3 separate regions of the Homo sapiens genome follow, and regions 1 and 3 are each linked to region 2. A link is a loop called in an ENCODE intact Hi-C map of the cell type or tissue named here. Cell type or tissue: chondrocyte. All regions are shown on one strand. Region 1 overlaps POLQ (DNA polymerase theta). Region 2 has its middle 37 kb from the start of NDUFB4. Region 3 overlaps STXBP5L (syntaxin binding protein 5L).

The links. A loop is a pair of places that touch in the nucleus more often than their neighbours do. Peaks named below come from ENCODE experiments on the same cell type or tissue, not always from the same donor. Only the 100,000 strongest peaks of a DNase experiment are listed, where the experiment ranks them.
Region 1: it touches region 2 in a loop (4-fold over the local background); 7 of 110 quality-filtered maps call a loop at or near these places.
Region 3: a loop joins it to region 2, with 4 times the contacts of the local background. A loop is called at or near these places in 10 of 110 quality-filtered maps.

What each region holds. Positions count from the first base shown.
Region 1 is chr3:121,526,321-121,534,320 of GRCh38, forward strand. It overlaps POLQ (DNA polymerase theta), which reads right to left. Exons shown (of 30, transcript NM_199420.4): 6 at 6,670-6,889; 7 at 3,325-3,472. Among named protein-coding and RNA genes, the nearest start is that of POLQ, 16 kb to the right of the region's middle. In chondrocyte, CTCF peaks have their summits at 3,187 (motif pointing left) and 3,391; no DNase peak of the experiment used is centred here.
Region 2 is chr3:120,555,499-120,563,498 of GRCh38, forward strand. No RefSeq gene overlaps it. Among named protein-coding and RNA genes, the nearest start is that of NDUFB4, 37 kb to the right of the region's middle. In chondrocyte, CTCF peaks have their summits at 3,592 (motif pointing left), 3,837, 5,919 (motif pointing right) and 6,171; a DNase peak (open chromatin) is centred at 3,559.
Region 3 is chr3:121,147,773-121,155,772 of GRCh38, forward strand. STXBP5L (syntaxin binding protein 5L) reads left to right here. Exons shown (of 27, transcript NM_001308330.2): 8 at 4,705-4,788. Among named protein-coding and RNA genes, the nearest start is that of MIR5682, 100 kb to the left of the region's middle. In chondrocyte, a CTCF peak has its summit at 5,001 (motif pointing left); no DNase peak of the experiment used is centred here.

The DNA of each region.
Region 1 (8,000 bases), 970 kb after region 2:
GACTGGCAACCAGTGTTTATCTATTCCCTCTAAGGCTTGAGTATTAGCTGTTTTATAGACATGAGTAGTCCTGATCATAAACCCAACTGCATTTGCACAAAACAAGAGTTAGCCTATCCCTTCCTGCCTTAAATCCTGGTGCTTTCTTCTCTTTCTTACTAATAAATGGGTTCTTTGTGGCAATTTTTTTTTCTCAGAATAGGGCACTTTCATCTGCATTAAAAATCTGTTCAGGCAGATATCCTTTCTCCTCAATAATTTTCTTAATGGTATCTTGGAACTCATCTGCAGCCTCTTGGTCTTGCATCTCCTGTTATCTTGACATTTTTTCAAATTCATACAAATCACCAAAAAATTTTCCAATATATTATGTATTGAAAAAAATCCACATATAAACCTCTTTCTAAAATTATCCAACCATCTTTTGCTGGCATTAAATTCTCCAGCTTTAGATCCTTTTGCTTTAAGTTGCCATATGGACTTCATTTTTTCTCAAATCGTAGTAGAGTCTATAGGTATGTATTTCTTCTGTGTGTGTGCGTGTGTGTCTCTGTATGTGTGTGTGTGTGTGCGCGCGCGCACGCACGTGCATCTGTGGCGACAGGATCTCACTCTGCCACCCAGACTGAGCTGAGCACAGTGGCACGATCATGGCTGACTGCACCCTTTACCTCCCAGGCTCAAACGATCCTCCCACCTCAGCCTCCCAAGTAGCTGGAACTATAGGCACACATCACCACACCTGGATATTTTTTTTTGAGATGGAGTCTCGCTCCATCGCCCAGGGTGGAGTGCGGTGGCACGATCTCGGCTCACTGCAACCTCTGCCTCCCAGGTTCAAGCAATTCTCCTGCCTCAGCCTCCCAAGTGGCTGGGACTACAGGTATGCCCCACCACGCCTGGCTAATTTTTATATTTTTTAGTAGAGACAGGGTTTCACCATGTTGTCCAGGCTGGTCTCAAACTCCTGACCTCAGGTGATCCGCCCACCTCATCCTCCCAAAGTGCTGGGATTACAGGTGTGAACCACCATGCCCGGCCTAATTTTTTAACTTTTGTAGAGATAAGGTCTCACTATGTTGCCTATGCTGGTCTCGAACTCCTGGACACAAGTGATCCTCCTGCCTTGGCCTTCCAAAGTGCTGGAATTATTGACATAAGCCACCTCACCCAGCAGGTATGCCTTTCATATAGTGATCCTGCAGCCACATAAAACTGCATTTTCAAAATCAGATGAAGAAGTATTTCATAAAATGTGCAAAGCTGCAGCAATAGCTTCACAAATTTCCTTCTTTTTTTACAGTAGTACTTAAGCTCGATGCATTTATCTTAAAATAGTAAATGCAGCTGCAGACCTCAACTTATGGTACATAGCAAGCAATTCAATTTTTTCTTAGAATGCCACTACTTTTCTCTGCTTCTTCGGAACACTTCCAGCATCACTAGTGGCACCTCAAATTGGTCCCATGGTATTATTCAAGGTTTACAGTACTGCACTAAATATGATGAAAAGTACATAAGAAACATGATAAATTACTTTTTACTGCAATATGAAATTTATGAGACACAAACTGCTCATATGAAGGTGATAAGCGTCATATTTTAAGTGCATACTTACAACACGTGAGCTTACTGCAACAGCAGCAGGAGGTGGCTATAAAATTATTACAGTAGTAGTACAGTATATACCAGTTAATTTTATGCAGTTATGATTTAACACTGCCTCTTTACATTTGTTTACATTTTTCTTCTGTGAATGGGGCTATGTATGGTCTGTGTCTGTGTGCCTAAGTTTTGATAAATATTTATTTATTTATTCGAGAGAGGGTCTCACTCTGTCACCTAGGTTAGAGTAAAGTGGCGTGATCTCGGCTCACTGCAGCCTCCACCTCCCAGGTTCAAGTGATTCTCCTGCCTTATCCTCCCATGTAGGTAGGATTACAGGTACCCGACATCACATCCAGCTAATTTTTGTATTTAGGAGAGATGGGGTTTCACTATGTTGGCTGGGCTGGAAATTTTAATTTTTTTTTTTTTTTTGAGATGGAGTTTCGCTCTTGTTGCCCAAGCTGGAGTGCAATGGCATGATCTCAGCTCACTGCAACCTCTGCCTCCCGGGTTCAAGTGATTCTCCCACCTCAGCCTCCCGAGTAGCTGGGATTACAGGCGTGCACCACCACACCCAGCTAATTTTTTGTATTTAGTACAAACGGGGTTTCACTATGTTAGCCAGGCTGGTCTCGAACTCCTGACCTCAGGTGATCCACCCTCCTCAGCCTCCCAAAGTGCTGGGATTACAGGCATGAGCCACCACGCCTGGCAGAAATTTTAATTCTTAATAAAAGATTTGGGCCGGGCACAGTGGCTCATGCCTGTAATCCCAGCATTTTGGGAGGCCAAGGCAGGCGGATCACTTCAGATCAGGAGTTCAAGACCATCTTGGCTAACATGGTGAAACCTCATCTCTACACAAATACAAAAATTAGCCGGGCATGATGGCGGGTGCTTGTAATCCCAGCTACTGGGGAGGCTAAGATGGAAGAATCACTTGAACCCAGGAGGCAGAGGTTGCAGTGAGCCGAGATCATGCCATTGTATTCCAGCCTAAGCGACCGTGCGAGACTCTGTCTCAAAAAATAATAATAAATAAATAATAGATTTGTGTATATTTTAAGGTAGTATGTGATAAAATAGACTAGTATCTACATATGTTTTAGGCTACATGACATACCTTTTTCTTTTTGTTTTTTAATGTTTTCATGTTTCTAGGCTACATAGCTTGTCAGTTTTTTCAAATTAACACAAATCACCAAAACATTTTCTAATATATTATGTATTGAAAAAAAATCCACATATAAATGAACGCACGCAATTCAAACCCATGTCATTCAAGGGTCAACTTATACATATGTATGTATGTGTGTATGATTCTTTTCAGAGTTACACATTCCTTTGGAAATATAAAGAAAGATATGGTTACTTTCCCCAAAGAAATGTCTACATGTGAAGTTTTGCATCCAATTTAGGGGCTCCAAAGATCAAACTCTTAAAGCCCATGGATCCCTGATAAAGAACTATAGTATATACCCAGTATTCTAAAAATCTAAAGCTGATTAGTCTAAGCATGTGTGTGTATACATAGTCTATACTAGGGACGGAATATTATTAGAATCGCAAAAGCACAGTTTGGTAAAAAGGATACCACCTAGTGGGCAGGCAGTGACAATGATGAACAAAAGCCATGTTTTTGCTAATATAATCACTACCATTACTTTCAAGCAAATGTACTAAGCATGAAGGCTTTCCTTTCCATCCATAACTCACCCTCAGCTTGATGATGTAGATTATAAAACTCTCGAGCAATGATATCTGCCAGCTTCTCACACCATTTCTTTGATGGACAAAAAAGTAATACTGAATGGTTATCACAAATCGTCTCATAACATAAACTAACAACATGGTCCTCATCTCCCTAAAACAGAAAGATAAATAACCACTTTAGTGGTCCTTTCAAAAGATTCTCACATCAGTTTAAAAGCACTCATTTTCCTTTCTGGGGAAGCTTTTTCTTCTTTAAGGCATAATGAAAATCAGTTACAAAGTCAATAACAAAAGAAAGGAAAAAAAGAAGAAAAAATAAACTCCTAATGATGAAAGGTGAAAGAAATACTTACTATTCATTCAACTAATATTTACTGAGCTCCAACCCTCAGGCAATGGGAATACAATATTGAGTAAAAAGAAAGTCAAGATCCTAATAGTCAAGGGGTTTATAGTCTCACCAAGAGACACATTAAAATACAGATATCCTCAACTTAAAATGATTGGACTTTATGATTTTTTTTTATTTTACAGTGGTGCAAAAGCAGTATGCACTCAATAGAAACCATACTTTGGGTGCCCATACAACTCTTCTATTTTTCACTCTCAGCACAGTATTCGTTAAATTATAAGATATTAAACACTTTATTATAAAACAGGCTTTGTGCTAAATGATTTTGCCCAACTATAGGCTGATGTAAATGTTCTGAGAACATTTAAGGTAGGCTAGGCTAAGCTATGATATTCAGTAGGTTAAATGTATTAAAGGCATTTTCAACTTACAATGAGTTTATCAGGATATAACCCTATCATAAGTCGAAGAGCATGTGTACTAAATAAATAAATATAAAATACAACAATAATATATACCATTAAAAGAGAGTTTTACGGTGTTTTGAGGCCTCATATTTGACAGAAAGATCTGAAAGAAAAATTGTCCTGAGAAAACAATTTAGCTGAGATGTGAAGGTGGGGAAACATTATCTCAAAGAAAGGCAACACATTTCAAATGAACAAAAGGGCACATGTGAATCCACTGTGGTGGCCCTGCAAGTTCTCCATACTGGAAGTATGTCAATGTATGTATTAAAAACTGGATTAATGCATCCATCTATTCACTCATTAAACAAATATTTACTATTTGTCAAATATTGTTCTAGGTACTGGGGATGGAGCTGCGAACAAAGCAGAAAAAAAGCTCTACCCTCATAATGTTTCTACTCCAGTAGGAAGAGATAGATAATTACAAATATGAGGTAAGTAAAATACATAAGGGACAGGGCGCAGTGGCTCACTCCTGTAATCCCAGCACTTTGGGAGGCCGAGGCCTGAGGTCAGGAGCTCGAGACCAGCCTGACCAACATGGAGAAGCTCCGCCTCTAGTAAAAATACAAAATTAGTTGGGCATGGTGGCGCATGTCTGTAATCCCAGCTACTCGGGAGGCTGAGGCAAAAGAATCACTTGAACCCGGGAGGCGGAGGTTGCGGTGAGCTGAGATCGCGCCATTGCACTCCAGCCTGGGCAACAAGAGCAAAACTCCATCTCAAAAATAATAATAATAATAATATGTTTGGTTTTGAAAAGTGCTAAGGGAAAAGAAATAGAGACCATGTAAGGGAGAACACTATAATTTAGACAAGTTGGCCAGGGAAGGTCTAAGATGGTGACATTTGAGTAAAAAAGTCCAAAGGTGAAAGAGTAAACCACACTGATGGCCCTAAGGGGAAAGTATTCTAGAAAAAGAGAACCTGAGGCCAGAAACTCTTGTTGTATTAAAAAACAGCAGAGGCCAGTGTGAAGGAAGTGAGAGGGAACATAGTAGATAGAGTCAGAGCACTAAGAGGGGTGGGGGATGTAGATCATGTAGGACCTTATAGACTACTAAGAAGACACTGGCTTTTATTCTAAATGAAACAGAAAGCCACTGCAAGTTTCTGAGAAGAAGGGTAACATGATCTGATGTTCATTTTAAATAGATCACTAGCTCCTGTAAGCACAGACTGAAAGGGACAAGGTCAGAAGCAGAGAGAACAATTAGGAAATATTTCAATAATCCAGGTAAGAAATATAAGTGGTTCAAAAGGGTGGAGGCACAGACATGGTAAAAGAAGAAAAAAATTAACAGGAGAGCAAATGAATGTGTTCACACATAAATGTATTGAAGTAACCAAGGCATAGCCAGGCGAAATATGGGGCACAGAGCAAAGCAAGCAAGATTCCATACCAAGTATGCAGAAACTACAAATGCATACCTAGGTAGTTAGTGAAACACATGAATTTCCAATTCTATTTCCAATTCTAAAATGACCCTTAGCTGTTTTAGTACTCAGAGGCACAACTCTGCACAAAAACAGCAGATGCCTCACTCCACCAATGTACATGAGTCAGTTCTTTAACCTCAGGATTAAAGTGTATTTGGGAGTATGGGAGGGTACTTATTTATCAAGTAACTTTCTAGATGCCAGATAATTTTTAAAAATCATATTTAATTCTTACAATATTCAAGATAGGGATTATAATATCCTATTTAACAGGTGAAGATATGAGGTTCAGATAGGTTTTGTGATTCAACTACTATCTCAGCCATATCAAGTATCTCTATTAAGTATCAGAGGTAGATCTATCAGACTACAAAAATAATATTTTCACTCTACTATATATTATACCTACCATTTAACAAAAAAGTTAATCTTGCACACTAGCAGTTAGTGTAAACTAAACCATAAGAAAATCTTTTCCCAGTAAAAAGAAAACGCTACAAGATCAGTTATTTTTTTTAAATGTTTATATTATATATCAGGAAACAACTATTTATTTAAATTAAAGGTACAACTACATTTCCTCTCTCACCATCACCGCTAATATTTTTTTTGGTGGGGGATGGAGTCTTACTCTGTTGCCCAGGCTGGAGTGCAGTGGCATGATCTCGGCTCACTGCAGCCTCTGCCTCCCATGTTCAAGCAATTCTCCTGCCTCAGCCTCCCATGTTCAAGCAATTCTCCTGCCTCAGCCTCCCGAGTAGCTGGGATTACAGGCGCCCACCACCACACCCAGCTAATTTTTGTATTTTTAGTAGCGACAGGGTTTCACATGTTGGCCATGATGGTCTCTAACTCTTGACCTCAAGTGATCCACCCGCCTTGGCCTCCCAACATGTTGGGATTACAGACGTCAGCCACCACACCCAGCTCACCACCAATTCTTTAAGAGGAAACCAGTTAGCTTAATATTAATCCTAATGTATATGTAACTCCCAATTACATCATTCAGAATTTGTTAGCAATTTGCTAGAAAATGAAATCAAACACACAGATAAAAATAGTAGTGATGTACATATATTGATTTACCTTCACTTGTAGCATGGGCTCAAATTCCCTCACAAGTTTCATTGAAGAGTCATATATGGAATTTCCAACTTTTACTGACTCCAAAAGCGGTACAGGGCGAAAGTCGGTATGGTAGAGTTCAGCATTCAACCAGGAAGCCACAAGCTCCAAATTAGGAAGGGTAGCACTCATGCCAACGATTTGCACAGCATTAGACAGAGAACTGGCTAGATCTGCCTGACTGTAAAAAAACAAATGAAAAGAACATTAAAAGATATATAATACATTAATAATTAGTGTTGCTAACAATATTCTTGGTTATGCCCTTTGGTACACACATGCATACATTTCTTTAGGATATATACCTAAGAATAAAATTACTGAGCCACAGATTACTGAGTCACAGAAGATCTTCAATTTTAGTAGATAATCCCACATTGTTTTCCAAAGTAACACCTCCACAATCTGTGTTTTCTATTGTTCCATAATCTTGTCACCACTTGGTATTGTCAATCTTTTTAATGTTGGCAGTTATAGACAGTACGTGGTAGTATTTCTTTTTTTTTAGACAGGGTCTTGCTCTGTCACCCAGGCTGGAGTGCAATGGACCTGTCTCGGCTCACTGCAACCTCCGCCTCCCAGGTTCAAGTGATTCTCCTGCCTTAGCCTCCCAAGTAGCTGGGACTATAGGTGTGTACCACCACACCTGGCTAATTTTTGTATGTTTAGCAGAGACAGGGTTTCACTGTGTTGGCCAGGCTGGTCTCGAACTCCCGACCTTGTGATTTACCCACCTCGGCCTCCCGAAGTGCTGGGATTACAGGTGTGAGCCACTGTGCCCAGCCAGTATTTCTTTGAAGAAGTAATTTACAGTTCCCTGATAACCAATGAGACTACTGAGCATCACTTCATGTGTATGAACCATGTGGATACCCTTTTTTTTTTTTTTTTTTGAGACGGAGTCTTGCTCTGTTGCCCACTCACTGCAAGCTCCGTCTCCTGGGTTCCTGCCATTCTCCTGCCTCAGCCTCCCGAGTAGCTGGGACTACAGGCGCCCACCACCACGCCTGGCTAATTTTTTGTATTTTTAGTAGAGACGGGTTTTCACCATGTTAGCCAGGATGGTCTCGATCTCCTGACCTCGTGATCCACCCACCTCAGCCTCCCAAAGTGTTGGAATTACAGGCGTGAGCCACCACGCCCAGCCGATACTGTTTCAAAAGCCTGTTTTTTTGTCCATTGATATAGTGGGTTGTGTTTTTCTTATTCATTTGTAGAATTTTTAAATGTCTGGATAGTGAATTTCCTCTTTCATTTTTTGCTCTGTTTTTATTAGTTTATCAAGCTTTCTG
Region 2 (8,000 bases):
GAGTGACCCTGCTTACAACAACTTGGAATTCTTTACCTTCTCCACCACATCTGGGAAAGTAAGGACTTGGGATATAGGATAATGAAGAGAGGGCAGGGTAATAATGGGGCAAAGGACTTAAACTGGAGCCATATCTGATTATTTGGTCAATTGTCCTTGCCTCTAGATTATCACTGAGTGTTCCCTTTCTGTAGTCCCTGACTGAAGTCACAGTCATTAATGATGGTAGAAATCCAGGGAGATGAAGCAAGATTACACTGAGGCTTGGTGCCAAGTGTCTACAAGTGTCAGAGACCCCACCCAGGCCTTGGACTTGGCCTTATGGGTACATTCTCCAGGACCGCCCCCACCTCACCCTGCCAGAAAGTGCTCCTCCCCTGGAACCCGCCCCCACCCAGATGACCTTCGCAGCCTTCCTCAGGTGCTCCTGGCTGCTCTCTGCTCCTGCACCACCTCTCTCTGTCAACTTAAACCCATAGTAGCCCCTCCCACTAACTCTCCTCTACTCCCCCAGCTAAGACAGCAGGTCTGCCTTTTTAAACTCAGATCAGGCTACTGGGTGTGAGGTCCATGAGGCCATGGCCTTGTGTCTTTTGGTGCTTGTGAGCTTATCTTGGGCCTGGAAAATCATGCTGAGGAGGAAGATATTCCTGCTGCTGCCACCATGGAAAACAGTGCTGTGTTCCAGGAGCTGGGGAATAGTGTGGCAAGCAGATGACCCTTGTACAGCAGAACATTGATGACCTTCTGGAAGAGACCCAGAGATAAGGAGGGAACAGCTTGTGCGGAAAAGGGAGTCCTAGAAGCCAGTCCAAATATTGCAGATGGAATTCTTGTGAGTGAGGGCTTTCTACAAAACCGTTTGCCAAGACAGCTCACATGTTTGCAAGGCAAACATCTAGGCACAAGCTTACAAAATGAAACAGGCAGCTCAATGGCAGGCCCTGGCATGTTGTCGGTGGGAGGCGGACAAGTGAGGACCATGGGCCTTTCACCTGTCCATTTCTCTCTAGCTGCTATGGGGGGCCTCTAATGCTGTATGAGTTCTTTGACTTTCCAATCTATTTAATAGAAGAGAACCTGGGAAGTTAGCTCATCCAAGTCATGCCTCTGTCTCTACACTGGATGTTACCTGCAGCATGTGATAACAAGACAGTTCTGTTCTTTCAATAAATGCCTCTAGAGGAAAGTGCCCACCTATTCTCTGTGACCCATTCTAGGGTTTAATCGCTGTGAAATCTTGAACAATAGGCCTCACATTGACCTTAAGATGCCCCCTCGGTAGTTTACTTTTATTCCATTTCCTATTGATTACAGGTGGGGAATAGCCACTGACCAAGGTTTTCACTTGAAAGGATGCTTTTAAATACTTGACCATAACAGGCCCCCTTAACCTACACTTATTTAGACCTAATAACTTTAGAAACATTTTATACACTTATTTACTTGATAATCTTTTCCAACTATTCTATAATCTCTGCTAGTGACCACAGCTGCTCTCCCCCCGACAGAGCTCCCCTCTCCTTTCTAGGCACCCCATCTCTTCCCTACCTAAGAAATTTTTCCATCTTCAATGCACCAACATTTGAGCAGCTGTATAAGCACAAAATACTTAATTTGGGAACAGTGTCTGTGGGAAGGAATGCTTTGTTAGTTTCCAAAGTAATGCAAAGCTTAATTTTAGAAAGTAATTTAACTTTTTTTTTTTTTTTTTTTTTGGTTCTGGAAGTCACAGAGATTATGGATTGCACTGCAGAGGCAGCCTGCCTCCTGATGATGCTAGCACTTTGTAGCACTGGGTTTTTCTGCAGCAGTTTCATTTTTGTTCTCATTCAGAGACACAGTGGGTCAGTTCAATAAAAACATTTACTCCCTGAGGTCAGGGCCTATGTCTTGTACAGCCTGTCTGTATGGCCAGGGCCTGACAAGGACAAGTAAGTGGGAAGTATTCTTAAATGTTGAATAGCATTGCATTGCCTATCTGCCTCCCACTCCCTACCTTGGTCTTAAACTTGGTCCAATCAGGTTCTGGAACTAGGAAAGAACAGCTATCAAGTATTGGGCAGGACAGGGACAGGCGGGATCGGATCATACCACTGCTACATTCCATGGCTCCAGGAGAAAGTTATGGTGACAAGATTGAAGAGTATCATGTCCTACCAGATCTGATATCAGTCTCTTCCTCTCAGGGACACACAGGACTAGGAGCTGAAACATAATAGGAATTGGGATAGGAATCTGAACCAATAGAGCCAGATAGATTTGGAGACAGGGACCATGAAATGCAGAAATTAGGGGGGTACATCACCACCACCATAGTAGCAATATTTAGGGCTGGAACTGAGATAGGCTCTTGATAAGTAGCACTGCCCCAGAGCCCTCTGTGGGCTCCAGGTGAAGCACCTTCTATCATTTGCTGGGGTGCCTTTTGACTGTCATGGCATGCTCTAGTGCCTTAACACCACGATTGGTGACATTCCCAATTCCCCAGAAATAAAATTTAAACTCTATTTTCCAAGGGTACACACACACACACACACACACACACACACACACAGTCTCTCTCACTCTCTCTTCCAACTGTGTTATAAGCAAAAGTCAGTTTGAGAGGAAGACAGTGATGAAGTCCCCAAGAGAAAATCACTGTGAGTAAAGATACTGTGGCAGAGTGGACCAGACTCAACCAGAGCACCTGAATCTTGGAGGACAAGAGGTTCCAGGCAGAGCGTGAGGCTGTCTCTGTAGTTCTCACCTGAAGTCCCTCAACCCCAAATCCTAAGAGTTCCAGTATGTTCTGGAAACGAGGGGGGTGGTCTCAATTAGAAAACAAAAATCAAAACGAAACAAAAACATGTAAACAGAGGTACGGTCATTCTGGAGTTGGTATCTTCTCTAAAAGACCTGGAAGACCCGTCCTGCTGGCCAGGGAGGAGCTGACCATTGGAGGTCAGGGGTTTGGGGGAGGTGGGCAAGAGCGGCGGCAGCCAAGGGGAAGAGGCAGCTGTAGGGTGGCACGGCAGCCCACTCCGAGAACAGAGACGGGGAAAAGGAAAGACATGACTGCACAGCCAAATGTGGCAGAGTTAGCCACTTTTGCAGTATGTTTTAAATTTTATTCAAAGTGTTATATTCTGCCAGATCTTGAAATATTTCAGAGCTCAGCCTGTGGGTGGGTTCAGCTCCATATATTTTTCATTAACATCTACTAGTAGGCCTAGGATAGTACAGAGAGAAAAGAAAGAACCACGCCAGAAACACAGATAACGAAAAAAAACCAGGCTGACAAAAAGATACATAGGGAAAGATACAGGGAGATGCTGAGAAAAGCCGTTTTCTAGGTGCGGAGGAACACAGAGTTCTAGGAAGCAATTTAGTCAAGAGATTCAGGAAAGCCTATTAAGACGGTGTCCTGCGAGACGCTAGTTGCTACCCCAGGTTAGAGATCAGGCGGTCCTGGATTAAGCCTCCCCGAACTGAAAACCGAACAGAAACCGCAAAGCTGCATTGTTTTGTTTGTCCCTTGGTTGGGCTCCGGGCAACCAGCGCGCTGGGGTTCTGACACACTGCCTGAGCGCCCCCTGCTGGCCACTGTGCAGAACTTCACCGTCTGGGCCCAAGGTGAAATCGAATTACGTAATTTCTCGAGCTTTGCACACCCCATTTTTACATTTTTATTTATTTTTTATTTATTTTTGTATTTTCCCAAGCTCCTGGCTTCACTGAAGCCTACTGTCTAATGCCAGCGCTTGAATGCTCTGACTGCCAAGGTCCTAAGGCCCAGTGAGGGCAGTCCTGAGAGACCCAGCCTAATGAGAGTGCACGCAGGGGCTTGGCTGAACATTTATGAAACACGTGCCACATACAAAGTGCTGCGGAAAGGCCCAAAGGGATTTCATTTGGCTTTTCGTCTTCTTGCCTCAAAAGGGAGGCTAGAATTAAACTGCCCTTCTGGGGCCGGGGTGAGAGCCCTTCCCCGCCCAGTTCTGACCTTCGGAGCAGCCTTCCAAAATAAATCCCCAGAAGAGCCTCTCAGGGCACCAGCTGGCGCGCCTCCCTCTTTCCTTTCGTTATCTCTCTCCCTATTCATCTTCTCTTTCTTCTCTGCTTGGAGAGGAGAAATTGCAATGTGCAAAGCCCCTGGGGCGAGAGGGAGAGAAATACAAGTCTCCCCAAATGCCAAGCCTATGTTACTGCTAAGAATAGCCTTTATCTCTGGGAGGAAGCGCAGGAGACCTGGTTCCTGTTTCTCTCTCCCTCTCCCTCCCTCCTTTCTCCCTCTCTTCTCCCTCCCCCTCACACCAGATGAAGGTTGATTATAAAGAGGGCAGTGAGCCTGTCTTTCCTAAAGTGACTGAGACTTGAGTCACAAAGGCTAGAGAGGGGATGTGGGAGGAGAGAATGAGAGTCCAGAGGCAGGGTGGGAGGGAAGGGAGAAGGCAAGAGCAGCATGGGGGAAACAGGAAGAACAGGACACGGGAGTCTGCAGCCAACTGATTGACAGGGGTGGTGGGACCCTCAAGGAGCGTCCCTGAGGTCAGCAGTGGGGGCAACTGGGGCTTTAGGCACGCCCCCCCCCCCCCCCATTCTGGCAGGACACAGGCATCACCTTGAGGGATGGGGACAGGTTTCCAGACCTCTGGCTAGTATATGGGCTCACAGTAAGCAACTCTCATCTCCTCAGAGATTAGAAACCCAAATTATGTCTCTAAAAATCAGGTTCTTTCAGGCTGGGAGTGGTGGCTCACTCCTGTAATCCCAGCACTGTGGGAGGCCGAGGCGGGCAGATGGCTTAAGTTCAGGAGTTCGAGACCAGCCTGGGCAAAATGCAAAAACCCCATCTCCACAAAAAAAAAAAAAAAAAAAAAAAAAAGCAAAAATTAGACAGGCATGGCGACTTGCGTCTGTGGTCCCAGCTACTCAGAAAGCTGAGGTGGGAGGATTGCTTGAGCCTGGATGGCGGAGGTTGCAGTGAGCTGAGATCGTGCCACCGCACTCCAGCCTGGGCAACAGAGTGAGACCTTAAAGGTCAGAGGCACAGGGTGAGAACATCAGAAAGGATTCTCTTTCCTTTGTAATGAAGAATTAAACAGATGTTACAGTTAACTGCCTTGCAGGAGTGACCCTCAGGGAAATGGGGTCACATGCTTTAGTATCTTCATTACCTGCTGGGCCCCCGCCCATTGTTTCTTTCTTTTGTCCACCTTCCCTCCCAGCTTGCCCTCTTTCCTCTTTTCACGAGTGCAGCTTTTTGCCCACACCGTCAGTGATGTTCCCCAGCTCTGGGCTCTGGCTTCCTCCCCTACTCACCTTTCCTGTTGCTCCTGGATCTGCTTTTCCGGTCAGAGTGCTTTTGTGGAAGGAAGGGGAAGAGGATGTTGGCATATCTGCTTGGGGATCCAAATGTCTGATGCCTTGCAGATTTCTAACAGGACTAAGAGATATCTCATAGAGTTTGAGGAGAGTCAGGCTCTAGGTCTTTCTTGACTCAACATCAATCTGCAAAGCACTGCTGAAAAATTACTAGACATCTGACAGCCCGTAAGTTGTATTATCTCCTATCTTGAATAGCCCTTGTCCACTTCTACCATAGAAAAGTATTTTAGTGACTCATGAGTCAATAGGAGCAGAGGGGCCTTGGCAGGCACTGCATAAATACATATTATGGTTATTTATCACGAATGAAGATGGCTCATAAATAACTGAAACGGGCCCAGTTCTGCTTCTGTTGAATAAAAGGAAAAAAACCCACAAACATCAAAGGATAAAAAATAAAAAGGGAACGCTCTGCAGAAGATGACATTACTTTGTGTTCTATAGCTGAATAAATTGTAGCAATTGCTAAAATGCTCCTGGAGAATGATTTTAGAAGAGACCTGCTCAGCGGCCCCGAGTTGTGGGTCTGGGCTGCTTGTGACCAGCAGAGGGCAGACTTCAGTTATAAACGGAAGACTGTAGAACAGATAGTGGGGAAATGTAATTGATGGTTCAAGGTTGTAAACTGCTTATTCCATGGTGTAAATACTCACTTTGGGCCTATGCATACCCCCAGAGATCATAGTCCAAGATTCTTGATAGGTTACAAGTGACTAGATTTCAAGGAACCAGCTCTTTGTAATACATATTTATTTGTTTGTAAGGTTAAAATCTGGGCAGAAAGGGCTGGTTTTGCACAAACCTCCCTCTGGGTGCCACAAACTGCTATTTAATGTGCAGTCACCGAAGTGACTTGTCGCTGTCCTGGGCCTGACACAGCTACTCACAGCCGCATATAGTTTGGAGTAGGAGTGTTCGAGCTTTGTATCTGACTTGGAAAAGCAGGTGCTGTGTCATGCACTTGGTGAAAAAGCCCCTACTGTTGGTCATTCCTCTTTGTTTAATGAATATAGAGAAATCTGCTCCCGAGGAAACAGAGAGATAGGAATGAAGATTACTGGAAATGTTTCGTTAAGATATGGGTCAGCATAGCAACTTGACTCCTAGGTATATATCCAAGATAATTGAAAACACATGTCCACACAAAAACCTGTACACAAATATTCCTACCATTATTAACCATAGCCAAAAAGTGGAAACAACCCAAGTGTCCATTAACTGATGAATGGCTAAACAACATGTGGTTCATCCATATAATGGAATATTATTCAGTCTTAAAAATGAATGAAGTATTGATACATTACAACATAGATAAACCTTGAAAACTTCATGCTAATTGAAAGATGCCAGTCACTGAAGAGCCATATTGTATTACTCTAATTACATGAAATGTCTAGAATAGGCAAATTCATAAAAAGCAAATAAAAAATAAAATAGGCAAATAAAAAACCAGATTAGTGATTGATTGGGGCTGGGGAAGGGAGAGATGGGACTGACTACCAATGAGCATGTTATTTCTTTTGGGGATGATGAAAATGTTCTGAAATTCGATAGTGGTGATGGTTGCACATCTCTGTGACCATAATGAAAGCCACTGAATTCTACACTTTTAAAAGGTAAATTTTAAGTATGTGAATTATATCTCAATAAAACTGTTATTAAGAAAAGATTTGGGGCTGGGCACAGTGGACCATGCCTGTCATCCCAGCTTTGGGAGATCGAGGTGGGAGGATCACTTGAGCCCAGGAGTTCCAGAACATAGTGAGACCCCATCTCTATTGAAAAAAAAAGGCCGGGTGGGGTGGCTCACTCCTGTAATCCCAGCACTTTGGGAGGCCGAGGCGGGTGGATCACGAGGTCAGGAGATAGAGACCATCCTGGCTAACATGGTGAAACCCCGTCTCTACTAAAAAATACAAAAAATTAGCCGGGCGTGGTGGCGGGCGCCTGTAATCCCAGCTACTCGGGAGGCTGAGGCAGGAGAATGGCGTGAACCCAGGAGGCAGAGCTTGCAGTGAGCCGAGATCGTGCCACTGCACTCCAGCCTGGGTGACAGAGCAAGACTCTGTCTCAAAAAACAAAAAAAAAAAAAAAAAAAAAAAGATTTGGACCAAAACAGGCATTAACAGACACTACAGAAGGAAACTCAGAGCAGGAAACAAGGTGAATATAAAGAGAACATTTGACTTCTGGGACAGCCAGCCCTACCCCCTCCCAAAAAAACACTTTGGATGAGAACAGAGTAGGTTTAGTTCAGGTTAAAGACAGAGGCAGCCAAATTCAGTGTAGGAAGCAAAGAGAATTATCTACAAAGCTGTACTGACCTTGCATCTTCTCCAGCTGACCCACCTGTAAAGAGTTTACACCTCTCTGATCATGCTGGCCTTGGTAATATGGGTGCTGGTTCACTCAAGGCAAGAAGACCACATTTGAGCTGATGTCATGGTGACAGAAGGTGCACAGGGAAATAAGGGAGAATCACACTCTTCAAACCACAGTAACAAGAAAGGCTTCCCAAGCTCTCAGGAGGTGGCAAGGAAGGTGATAATAGTTAAGTCACCAGCTCAGCTACCAGGGAACTTCACGGTTACACTTGAGTTCCAAGTATATTACCAGTGACACCCAAG
Region 3 (8,000 bases), 590 kb after region 2:
ATCAATCAGCTGAAGGCCTGAATAGAACAAAAAGGCTAACCCTTTTTCAAGTAAGAGAGAATTCTTCCTGCCTGACTGCTTTTGAACTGAGACATCAGCTTTTTCCTGCCTTTGGACTCTAACTGAAACATCGGCTCTTCCTGGTTCTTGAGCCTGCTGACCTTCAGACTGGAACTATACCATTGGTTCTCCTGGTTCTCAGGTCTTCAGACTCAGACTGGCACACCATCAGCTCTCCTGGATCTCCTGCTTGCCAGCTCACCCTGCAGATCTTGGGACTTGTCAGCCTTCATAATCACGTGAGCCAATTCCTCATAATAAATATCTTTTTCTATACATAGAAAAACATCTCTTGGTTCTAATTTTTCGGAGAACCTTAATTCAAAAGATGAGAGCGGAAATTAAAAGAATAGAAAACAAAAATTTAGTACATTAACAAAACAGTTATTTGAAAATACTAACAAAATTGATGCATCTCTGGCAAGTCTGATCAAGAATGAAAGAGAAGGCACAAAAAATCACAACCAATTTATGCTCCCCCTAGTAGTACAGTTGGTTTAACTTTTCAGAATCAGTCAATGCAATTCACAGAAATAAGGAGAAAAATATATGGCAATAAAAATAGCTAATAAGCAGCATTTAATAAAATTTACCTTCTCTTCATTATAAAAATCTCTTGGTACACTAGGGAAAGAAAGGAATTTCATTAATATGAACTTTGTTAATTTTCCCAAAGCTATGAAAACATCCTCCTTAATGATGAATTAATATTTTTCCTCCTGAAATGATAAATGAGACAAAGATGGCTATGATTTATTCCTTTAATTTAACATTGTACAGCTATTCACAATATTGGTCATTAGATGAGAAGGAAATGGAACTCATATACATTTTGTGAAAATGAAAACATGAAGTGGTTGGTATAACCACTTTGGAAAACTGCTTGGCAGTATCTATTAAAGTTAAACATACTAATATCCTATGGATCAATATACATTTAACAGAAATGCATATATGTATTTACCAAAAGATATGTACAAGGTTGTTCATGGCAGTATTATTACATCAACTGTAAAATGAATAAATTAATTTGTGGTAGTGCCATAGCCAAACAATGAAATGCTATTTTAATAATGAAATTAAATTAACTAATGCTACAAATATAATAGAAATAGAAGCAAGAAAGAGAGCAATATGTATTGTATAATTCTACCTGTCTAATTCGAAACAGGTAACAGTAGCCTATGGTGTTAGAAGTCAGGATAGTGGTTATTTTTAGAGAGGAGAGTGGGAATATTAACTAGGTAAGAGTACGAAATAGGCTTCTGTGAATGGCTTGTATTGTTTTTCTTGTATTACTTGTCTTCTATTGTGTTTTTTAACGTGGATTGTAGTTTCATGGGTATGTTTACTTCATCATAATTCATTAAATATACATCTATAATCTGTGTACATTATATATATTTCAACAAAAATATTTATTTTAAAATTAAACACCTATTCCTAATAAAAGAAATGTATAACATATAAATCAATTTATACTTCTTTAAATCTCTCTCTCTCTCTTTCTATGCCCTCTCCCTCCCTCCCCAGAATTCAGGATCTTATTTAATGGGGAAACACTAGAGGCATAGCCACCAAAGTCAGGAAGAAGGCAAGGATGCTTAGCCTCTCTACTATTTTTAATACTCTAGGATGATTTTTAGCAAAGCAGTTAGATAAATACAAACAATTAGAGACATAAAAATTAGAAAAAAATAAAGTAGTCTCTATTTTAGATTATATGATAATATATCTGGAATGGCAAAGAGAATCAACCTTAAAATGAATACAAACAAAATAATTTAGAAAGGTGTATACTAAAATCTAACTATAGAATTAATACCCTATTAGAAAAGGTAATGAAGAGAAGAACCCATATAAAATAGCAATAAGAAAGTTAAAATAACTAGGTATAAAATTAACAAGAAAATCAATATGTGGAAAACTTTCAAACTTCCTAAAAGATATAAACATATACTCGAATAAATAAAAGGTGGTATCCTTTGCTCTTGAATAAGGTGGCTCATTATTTTTAATTCTGCTTTCTGAGATTTACTTTTTTCTTTACTTTTCAAAGTCAAATGCTTATATCATTAAAACATTTTCAGTTTTTCTTCTCTACGTACATATTTACAAAACCATAAAATTTCCTCTTAAGATTCATCTGTGTCTTGTGAGGCATTTTTGTTCAGTTCTGTTTTATATATTTCATTATGATTTCTTCTTTGCTTATTAATTACCTACAGATATATTTTTTAGTTTTCAAAATATTTTTGTCATGACTTCTAATTTTATTTTACTGTGGTTAGAATATAATATCTACAATTTTGATTTTTTGGTATTTAACAATTAATTTGTTATTCACCAAATACCTATTTTTTTCAGACACTAGTGTAGGTTCTAATGATATCATGGTGAAGAAGTAACCCTACTTCTTTGCCTTTATGGTACTTGCTTCTATTGTGAGAGACATTTTCTGTTTAAAAAATATGTATATATAATTTGTGGTTTGGGCATTGTTCCTGTTTTGGTGTGGTCAAATATTGCAGAGTGCTCTTATTTTTGTCTTGGTTCCTCATGGTCACAGAGTGGCCTTGTCTAATGTCTCCTGGATGTCAGGGGGATTCTTTTCTCTTTTCTAATTCTCTAACTGATTCTAATATCATGTTTTCTAAATCATAATCTTGTATACTTATCTCAACAGTTTATGGTGTTTTTGAGGTTCAGTATGTTATATTTTGTGATTTACTGGGGCTATTGCTAGCAATGTTTTATAAGCAAATCAACTTTTATCTTTCAGATATTTACTTTAATAAAATATAATAGTGTTTTAGGATATTATTTTATTAAATCTTGGGGCTCAAATTTAGAAAGATTATATTATTCATTTTATTGCTTAAGTTATATTTTCTAAACTTTTTAGGCTAATGAATCTCCTTGCCAATATCTCCTTGCCAAGAGTCTCATACACTCAATAAAGTTGGTTTTATTGGCTGGGCATGGTGACTCATGCCTGTAATCCTAGCACTTTGGGAGGCCAAGAGGGGCAGATCACTTGAGGTCAGGAGTTCGAAACCAGCCTGGCCAACGTGGTGAAACCCCATCTCTACTAAAAATACAAAAATTAGCCAGGTGTGGTGGCAGATGCCTGTAATCCCAGCTATTCAGGAGGCTGAGGCACAGAATCTCTTGAACCCAGGAGGCGGAGGTTGCAGTGAGCAGAGATTGTGCCACTGCACTCCACCCTGGGTGGCAGAGTAAGACTCTGTCCTCTGTCTCAAAAAAAAAAAGAAAGAAAAGAAATTGGTTTCATCGTTCATCATTTTCTCTTGTATGTAAAAAAAATCAATTTGAAGTTAAAACATATCTTAGTACACTTAGTACAGTCATATCAATTTTATTTTAAGAAATATTACTCAAATATGTATTTAGTTTTGACATTTTCACTTAGCAAGTCATATATGCCATTTACTTCAAGTTAACATGTAAAAAGCTCAATTTTTTGTCATTTTTAACATTTATTGTGTGTGGTTTAATAACCAAGCATTTTTGTTATAGCTTCAAAAATAAATGTATATTGCTTTAATGAACTGATATTTGAAACCTTTTGTGTTTTTACTGCGAAAACTACTAGCTGGTTTACTTTTGTTATTTTTTGTGTCTCATTGTAAGATGTCGAGATAAGTGATAAGGTCTCAGGATGCTCTGCAGGCTTAGGTTATCACCACCACTATATTTTCTGTTCTTACCAATGGTTTTTTGAAGTTATTGATACATCTTTATCCAGTGTATAAGAATTTTCATCAGAGGAATACTACTAATGTATTTGAAGAAAATCATCTTAAGGCAAATCTGTCAGAAATATATCATTATTTTAACATTGGCTATTTTTATCCTTCCTCTTATTTTTTTTCCCTAACCAATGATAGGTTAAATTTTCTGTCATTGGTAACAAAAAAATAGGAAGGATACAAATAATAATTGTGAATCATTTAACAGCAAAAGTTATCAGTATGGCTAGCATTGTTTAGCTTAATGACTGAGTCTTAAAGATGATCATATTATAATCATGATATGTTCTAAAATTCTTCTATTTTAAAGAAATATTTTATTAATCATCTTATTTATTGATTTAAAAATAAATATTAATCTTTTTAATGACGTGAATCTCTAGAATAACTTTATAATCTTCAGAGGGTTCATAAAACATCAGTTTAAAATATTGAATTCGGTCAAAGAGAAAATAGGATTTGGTAGAAGAAATTTGAAGCCAAATTTGAAGCCACATTTCTCAAGTGCATAGGACTGAATGGCATATACATAGTTCATTAATCTTATCCCATTTCATGTTTTATTTCATCTTCGTTTTCTATCCCATTTTTCTTTTCTTCCAATTTTCATACTTATTTTATATCATGTCATATATATTTATATTCTTCCTTATTTCCTCTTTGAAATTAGGTGATTTATTGGTAAGTGTTCATATTGAAGCAGAGTTTGCCATTTTTTAAATGTAGAAAACCTATATTCAAGTTCTAGAAAAATTTATTCTAAATAAGGATGTTATGTGGTATGATTTTACTTTATTAACATTAAACTTTATTTGAAGCAAGTTAAAATTAATGTTAGAATTAAGAAAATGATTGTTCTAATGTTTTCCAGCTGCTAATAGGTTATGAAAATGGTACTGTAGTATTCTGGGACTTGAAATCTAAAAGAGCAGAACTGAGAGTTTATTATGATGAGGTAAGTGATTTCTACCGACATGTTTGAAAGAGTATTGTGACGTTATGCCTGTTTACTACTTTTAAGCTTTGCACTTTACCAGTATGTTTAGCCTTGGAAAGTTGCCTGATTCTGACCCAGTGCTTCACACTGTCTTTTAGTATTTGTGTAAGTTCCATCTCTAGATTTTTCTTTTAAGAGGAAATTCTGCCTTGACTGCCTATTTCGGGGCCCTCTTGTGGCATCTTATATACTTTGCATTTGTTAATAGATCCTGCCTTGTCAATCTTATATACTTGGGTGCCTGTCACCTGTACTATATCCCCAACTTTGTCTCAACTGCTTTTCCTTTCTGTAGGCTCCATGCTACGTTGTGCCTCATTGTCCTTAAGGTCTCTAAAGACACTATTCACACCTTCCTTAGAAAATTCCTTTTCAGTGGCAAGAAGTTCAAGTCAGTTTGAAAGGTCTTGTCTTCTAATACTTGCCTTCTTAGAATAAAGAAAAATTTTGTAAATAGTAATACTTATTAAGTGACCAGATATTAATAAGTGACACTTATTAAATGACCAGATCTTGAAGTAAGTTTTATTGTATGTAATTGAGACTTGATTAAGTTTGTATTTAGGGGAAGCAACAAACTCCTATTCATCAAGGAATAATCTCCCAGTTGACACTTCAGTTGTTCAAATATTAATTCCGGGCCATTAATTATTTTTCCATTCAGAAGAGGCTAATAAGAAGACCGTAAAACTGGGGGCAACAGATTAAAAGGGAAATTACCTTTTGTACCTGTGGAAACAAAGGTGATCATCTGTGCTATTAATTCAATTTGAAAATGGTGGGAGTAGGAAGAGATAGGAGGAAAATATATGTCAAAAATTTATGTCCAGTAAAACCTAATCTTATATAGGAAAAGTGCCAAATAATTTAAAGCAGCACTGAAATAATTAGAAAATGAAACACACACACATTTATTTTAGAACACTTCCTTATTTTATCATTGGAGGGATAAAAAAAGTCTCCAGATGAACCTGTAGTCACCCTAGAATACTTTACATGTTCTCTCCCATCCCCCTCATAACAGTTAATTTTTTAAGTTTCGGTGCTTAAAGATATAAGCCTTCACCTATTTCATAAGCTGCACAATTCGTTATCAGTCATTCTCATAGTGGTAAAAAAATGTTTAGAAATAAAATAAAATGGCAGCTGGGTAATTTTTTCACAATTGGTGAAAAATAATCTGATAAGTAATATCATGCAGTTATGTTCTTTATAATCAAATTCTTCAGCATCTTGAATCATAAGAAAAGAAGGTCTTAGGGAGCTAAGCTAGGAGTTTCCTTTTGTTATACAAATCATAAAGATGGGGATGGATAGTGCTCCTTCTCTTCCCTCTCTCAACACTAGCAGCTAAATAAGAATACAAACACCATGGGAATATTTAGCCAGTTGGAATTAGAATAACCAGCTCAAAAGAAAACCCAGAGGAAAATGCTGAATCATCTAGCTTTCCTATGGCCTTAAAAAGTATGGAAGAAACGTTTTGAGCCTTAAAAAGAGAGTAAAATTTCAGTGAAATTTTAAAATAAGGATTTGCAGCTGCCTTAGTACAAATATATGTAATTTATACCTAGAAGTTATTGACATCTGATATATGTATGTAAATATATCATCTTTATCTACTTTAATGTGTCATTATATGCTCTATTGTTTTAACAGAGATAGTTAAATACTTCATTTCACTACCAAACTTTTCAGCCTCTCCTCAGCACTTTACCTCTCATATCTAGAAAGCATGCTTAATACTTACCTGAAATGTTTTTTCTTAAGTCACCAATAAGCTCTTCATTACTACACACAGTGACCTCTTCCAAGCCTTTAAATTCCTCACTAAACCTGTGGCTTTACCTCAGTTTCTCCTCCTTAAAATAATTTATTCACTTGTCTGTGTCTTTCCACCTCATTTATCATGCACCTTTTTCCATAACTGATTTTTCCCTTAGCTCTCCTTTACGTTATTGATATTCTTCAGGATATTATGTCTTTACCCTCATTTCTTCTCTCTCTAATTTATACTTTCTAGTGTTTATATTATCTCTTATTTCAAATATTACCTTTATGCTAAAAAAAGAACATCCATATATCTGTAGCCTTTACCTCCCTCTTGAACTCTAGATCTAAATATCTAACAATATATTAGATAAATCCAGCAAAATATCCCATTGGCACTGAATTTGTATTTAAATATCTAAACCTCCTTCTATGTTTTCTTCTGGTTTTTAAGTCTTGTTTAGTTAATTCAGTTTAGACCCCTCAAAGTAATATTTGTCTCTTCCATCATCGTGTTGTATATGCAATCAATTTCTGCAGGCTTTCTGATTCTGATTTTATATTGTCTCATTTATTTCCTCTTTTCTAATTCCCACTTCCAATGTCCTAGTTTAAGTTGTTATCTTTTGCCTGGATGACTATAAGAGCATTTTAACTAATCACAACCACTTTTCCTTTGATGTCTTACCTCTTCAATATATCCTTCATTAACAAGATTATCATTTTAAAACAGATTATGGAATTCTCTACAACAGAACCTTTGAATAGCTCTCAATTGTCGACAATACACAGTCCATATTGCTTGACTTGAGATTTAAGGTCCTAGTGCTATCATTCCTCTTTAGTTAAATTTACAACATCCTTCTACACATTCCCCACATTTCAGACATATTACTCACTATCTTCCATATATAACACTTATTGCTTATCTCTGAGCCTTTGCTCCTTCTAACTTCTCATCATGAACTGCCTTCTTTCCTCTTCTGTATATCAAAATTCTGTTAGGTCTTTAGCCCCTGTAAAACTATTTAGACAATTTAACTAGCCTCTTCATAAATAGCCATTGATGAATGGATATTGTTATCCAGTTTTTTGGATTTCCTTCTTCTTTCATGTGTTCAAGAAACTCAGTCTCAGCCACTGAGTTGATAAAACTAGCTAGTATTTTATGTTTAAAATTCTGTTTTCTATCTCTTAAAATTCTTTTTGGATTAGTTGTATTATATTTGTTTTTTTCAGTAAGCCCTCTGAGCCCCCCTCCCTTTTTTTGAGAAAAGAGAGGGGTAGAATCTAATAAATAGAAATTGAATATTTATCCATCAAGTTAGATCAAATGCTAGCTACTCAGTAATGCACTATATGAGACCCTGATCTCTAATAACAAGTTGGTTTTACATGCT